Linked DNA regions of Mus musculus: region 2 is linked to region 1. A link is a loop called in an ENCODE intact Hi-C map of the cell type or tissue named here. Cell type or tissue: left cerebral cortex. All regions are shown on one strand. Each heading gives the region's core, and the rest is flanking DNA. Links, peaks and the distances in the headings are about the cores only.

Region 1 (2,919 bases), core at 173-2,672:
AAAACAAGTGAACCATGTTAATTCAGGGCTAGAATGTTTGTAGTCTTGACTTTTACCATGCTATTTCTCCTCCTGAGAGTGGAAAACATCGGGATAGTTTGGCCACCTAGGATTCCACTTGCCTTGGGCTATTTATAGCTCTCTCTTCTGATAATACACTTGACAGACTTAAGACCTTTACCTGAATGAACTAGACTCACACAAACCTCTCTCTGAGCTGCGTACCTAGTAACCTGTTAACAACGGAAGATACCCTTCTGCAACAGGCTGCATGCACACCCTTCCCTGAACAGTAGAATACATTTTTTTCTCTCTATAGAGACCATCAACTTTCTATTAAATTCACTTATATCTGGATAGAAGGCTAAGGGGGCTGCTCCAGTCTAAACTAGTTTTGGTGCATATAAAATGAGAAAAATGTGCTTTCCAAGGAAACTTTGAGGGGGAATCGCCTATTAAGAATCTTATGCCTGCGCATAACTGGGTATGTATACATTGAGAATTGGATGCATTATGGAAAGGCTATGCACAGTAGAGAAGTTATACATCTTTAAAACTGTCAATCAACACAGGGAACCATTCACATATGTGCATAATAGCCAATTCCACCATCCTTTAGAATACATAAAGAAGCCTCAGGGTTCGGGAACATCCTGGCTCCTGCAGCCTGCCGTCCTTCATGACAGCATCTTCTTTCTGGCCTGTACTATCACTGTGCTTTGGGTGAAGTAGTCTTGCTATGTTACAGTCTGTGTGCGCCTTTATTGGATTCTTGAATAATGTGCCAAGAACCTGGAAACTCCCACACCACAAGCAGCACTCTCATCCCTAAATCGAAACAGAACAGTGACCCATAAAATAACCCATCATTTCACTCCCAAAAGAAAATTCTTTTGATAAAGAGGAAAACCAGGTCCTATAATTTATTTAATTTGTGAACTACACTTAAAATTTAAGGTTTTTTTTCCTTTAAATCTACCACACCACACTCTTATGATCCACACAACATATAAAGCCACAGTGGCATTATAAAGACACCTAGCCCCGCCTCCCTCACTACGACCCATGTCTCAGTGTTCTGCCTTTTTCCTATATGATTCTGTCTAAATACTAATAATCTCTCTAACTCTGCTTCATTCTGACCTGTCCTGGAACCCTTTACTGTAGTATAGCACTAGTTTTATCTAAGTGAGAGAAAAGCTCTTGATACTGTGACCTGGGCTGCAGCTGACACTTTTACAAACGTGGGGCCTCTGCTCCAGTAGGGGGCGCTCTCCCTTTTTTCCAGGTGTTGCGCCACAATAATCTTTTCTAGGAACAAACACATCCCAACTTCCAGAGAACCAATTCACTTTTAACTAAAATAAACAAAAAAGTGAAAGACTTCCTTGCCTGAGTTATTCAGATCTAATTATTCTGAAGATAATCAGATATGCAGGTATGTTGCATTTACAACAGTTTGTGAAAATTTGTGCCTGGTTTTAAAAACAACTTATAGAGAAGTTGTTTCTTTCCTTTTACTAATAAATTTGAGCCCAAAGCTCAGGCAATCCTTCTCCCACCAACCTCCCCGGTAGATAGAACCTCAGGAATGTATCTGCACACCTGGATTGGCCAAGAATTTTTGTAAGAAAAAAATCTTTCCCATTAATTCCTTGTTATCTAAAAGAAGGTCCATAAAGTAGCCTTCTAGAACAGATAACTATGGCTCACTAAGATCCTGAGACCAAAAGAATTGGGTTGAACCCTGTACCGAAACAAAACAGATGACATTGGGATCCAAAATACATCCACTATTTAACTCATTTCTAAGAACCCCTCAGTTGCAATGCTATCATTAATCAGTAAACACACCCAGACTTGTAAAGCATGATGGAGAAACGAGAGGTATGACAGCATTGCAGAGATGATGGAGAAAGGGGGGCCCATCACAAGTGGGAAGCAAAAAAAAAAAAAAAAAGAAAAAAAGAAAGGCTGTGTACATCAGGGAGTATTTCCCTTCTCCACCCTCCTCTCATCACTCTGATGATCCCAGACATAACAACAAGATAAAGTAGCATAAGGACCAATATGATACATATGGTACACCATGATCTACAGTAGTTGTAGCTAGGGTTTTATTGTTGTGAAGAGACACCATGACCAAGGCAGCTCTTATAAAAGGAAAACATTTAATTGGGGTGGGCTTACAATTTTATCGATTCAACCCATTACCATCATGACAAGAAGCATGGCTGCATGTAGGCAGACATGGTGTTGGAGGAGGGGCTGGGAGTTCTGCATTCTGATCCCTAGGCAGTCAGGAGGAGGCTCTCATCTGCACTGGGCACACACTCTAACAATGTCACACCTCCTAATACTGTTACTTTTTAATAGGCCAAGCCTCAAACCACCATAACCACCATGCTTTCTAACTGGTGTGCTCTTTGCAGTTCAAGCCAGCTTTTAGGAAATAACCTATTCTCTATTGAAAAATAGCTTGTTTTCCTCAGTGAAAAAGAAACACGGTAGAATGGATTAATTTGAATATCTCAGACATGACATGGGAAGTCAAGAGCCATGGCACACATTTAGAGTGTAGAGGCTGAATATCAGGAGAATCAAGGTTATCTTCTGGTACATAGCGAGTTCCAGGGCAGCCTGGTTACAGCTGTAGAATACCCTCGCTGCCCAACTCCATTGCTGAATTACCTCTCATGTCTAGGGAGCAATCCATATGTTGAGTGAGTCTACTTCAATTTTGCCCTTGGTGATTACACTGAAATTATGATTTTCCTCTAAGATCACTTATGTAAATTGTCTCATTAATTCTCATCACTCCTTTGGACAGTAGGAAATGGACATGTACCATTATCTCAATTTTGAAGGTGAAGATGAGAAAGAACATGGAAAACAAAGTTAACTGCATTACTTAAGCAA
Region 2 (2,919 bases), core at 206-2,705, 160 kb before region 1:
TATCTATCTCATTTTAATGATCTTTAGATGATAAGCACTCCTGGGGCTGGTCACTTTTCAAAAGGCTGATTGCTCAAACTCTATGATAGAATGAGCCTAATACTAAAGTATCACTAACATTTTAATACCTAATCTCTCCAAAGGAAATACTATTACCAAATACCATCACCAAATGCAAATATTCCAAATCCTATCACCAAATCCTATCACCAAATACAAAAAATACAAATACCACGACTAAAAGCAACTTGGGTAGAAAGTGCTAATTTCAACTTACAAATCCCAGGACACAATCCATCATAGAAGGAAGTCAAGGCAAAAACTCAAGTATGAACTCAAGGATGGTGGCAAGAACTAAAGCATAGACTGTGATGGAACACTGCTTAGTGTCTTGCTTTCATTATAGCTTGCTCAATCTGCTTTCTTTCTCCTGTCAGGGAGCATGGCACTGCCAACAGTGGACTGGACCCTTCCACATTAATGGTTAATCAAGAATATGGCCCAATAACTTGCCATTCCTTCAGGCCATTCTGATGGAAGCATTTTCCCAATTGAGGCTCCTTCTCCCAGATGTGTTAAACTGACAAACATACAAAATATTAAGAGTCATGCTGGCTCTGTCAGCAGAGGCATGTGGCAGCTACTGGTTACATGGCATGACCAGGAATCAGATAGCTAGACCAGAAGCAGGATACCTGATAACCCTCAAGGCTTGCCTTCTGACACAGCTCCACCAGCCAGCCTTCCTGCTCCAAATGTTTCATGATGTCCCCAAATAGCACAACTATCCAAGGACAATGTATTTAAAGACAGGAGTCTGTGTGGGACATTTCATATAGGAGTCATATCAAGAGACAGTTTAAGCTCAAGTTGTAACAGGGTCTTATTTTTTTTAATAGGTGTCAACATTATTATCTAAAACCCATCTTTCATAACTCATTATCTTCTCTGGGAATGTGTGGCTAGGATGAGACAGTGACGGTGAAGGCTAGGTATATAGTCTCCACCTAAATATAGGTTTCATTTCCTTTAGTCTGTCTAGAATTATCTATTTTCTCACCAATATTCTTTTCTAAATCTTTGTACTTGATTGTCAGTGTTATTTATAAACTCCAACTAATTTTAAACTTTAAAAATCACAAATGTGAGGAGAAGGAAAAATTTTCCAACTAACAGGTCTACTGATGGAGTTAAGAATAGAAGTGGGTAAAATAACTTCCAAATTATAGCATCAGGTTCTTGTACTGTTGAAGCAGCTCTTCCAGATTTTCTAAGTTCGTCCTCAGCCTTTTAGTAATATTGACAAATCTTAAGTGCCTTTCTATAAAAACAGTGACTATAACTCTTTTGTAGACGCCTCTTATTTTCAGGATTCCAAATAAGCAAAGCTGAAGATGATCAGGACATCTGTTCTTCCTCAACAGGCTTTGGCTTCTAATTACTTATAAAATCACCTTTCACAGAATGCAAACTCAGCCAGGAGAGTATATATAGCCACAGGATTCAAAATAAGTTAAGTCGCCCACCCTTTCCTAGTGGGATAACCTCCAAATACTGGGTTTGAAATTCAATTACAATGTTCAAAACAGATGGGGGCTGTTTTCTGTTTAGTTTTCTTCCTGCTCAAGATAGTGGTTCTAAGCGATCTCTCTAAAGGGTACAGTTCTGAGTTTCCTAATGGGGCATTTTCGTACAGAAGCAGCCATTCCCTTCCCTAATTTCCAATGCTTCACATATGCCATGCCTCGACACAGGAATAAAAACATTCTACAGTGTGTCTGACAATTGCTTTCTCTGCAGTTGGGAAATCAGATATTAATAATTTCAGATCGGACACAGGGATGTATCTGCCATTATGACTAGCATTGGACAAAACAATGATAGCGAATGAACCCTATGCCCTGTTCAGCTTCAGAGAAGCAATAGTAAGAGGTCAGTCACTTTATAAAAGAACAGGGGAGATAGGAGCTTTCTTGTGGAGCTATGCACCCCTCCCCCGCCCCACAGTCCTGGCTGTGACATGGCTTCATAAACAACAGAAATGCCAGAGAATTCCTGTAGGACCCAGTAGCACATGTCGATGTTTCCTTAAAAAGAGCTCATTAAATACATATATTGTTTATCATTGTTGCCTGTGTTGTCATTTGGAAGCTCAAGTAGGAAAACCTGCTTCCAAGCTCACACAGGTTTTTGGCAGAACTAATTTCTAGAATTAGAGTGGAACTAATCCCCATGGAATTTTATTTTGTTTTTCTTTTATTTTGTTTTTCATATCACAATGTAACTCGGAAAAGGGGATCGCACTCCTTCTAGATTTGCGGCTTCTTCTAGACAAGAGGAAAAACATGGGGAGGAAGAAGCTCACATATTTCCTCACCATTCTCCTTCCCCCTCACCAAGAATTTGAGGAGGAAAAATTGCAATTTCCAAGTGTGTGCTGCTTTATTTGTACAGCTAAAGTCAGGAGCTCGCATATAAGGTTATGTCCTTTAGCAGAATTCCTTAAGCATTTGGCTACACAGGAGTAGCTAAAGGAACTAGTCAAAGCAGGAAAAAGGAAATATGCAAACAAGACTACTGTTTGCATAAGAATGGAAGAGTGGATTAGGTGTTATAAATACATCTAGGAAAGAGAAATGACTCCTAATGGGATAGGGATTCAGAGAAAGTCCTGTGGCAAATGAGCAAGAAACTTCAGAAGAGAACTGACTTAAGTAGCTGCCTGGACTATCATGGTTATGCAAACCTGTAATTTCAGCAAAAGGGAAGGCGAGGCAAAATGATCTTGATTGCAAGGTGGTTTGTTTTATACTCATTAAAAAAAAAAATCTGCTTTGAGTTCAGGACAGCAGTAGCCAGGGGGAGTATTTTCACCTTAATTCTGCCTTTCTGCTTGCAATGCTACCCCGTTGCATAGCC

What was found. Peaks named below come from ENCODE experiments on the same cell type or tissue, not always from the same donor. Only the 100,000 strongest peaks of a DNase experiment are listed, where the experiment ranks them.
Region 2: it touches region 1 in a loop (2.1-fold over the local background); 3 of 42 quality-filtered maps call a loop at or near these places.

Annotation. Positions count from the first base shown.
Region 1 is chr14:49,709,953-49,712,871 of GRCm38, forward strand. All of the region lies in intron 5 of Armh4 (armadillo-like helical domain containing 4), which reads right to left. Among named protein-coding and RNA genes, the nearest start is that of Gm36146, 7.0 kb to the right of the region's middle. In left cerebral cortex, for the core only: a CTCF peak has its summit at 1,262 (motif pointing right); a DNase peak (open chromatin) is centred at 1,204.
Region 2 is chr14:49,554,908-49,557,826 of GRCm38, forward strand. No RefSeq gene overlaps it. Among named protein-coding and RNA genes, the nearest start is that of Slc35f4, 31 kb to the left of the region's middle. In left cerebral cortex, for the core only: no CTCF peak of the experiment used is centred there; a DNase peak (open chromatin) is centred at 1,495.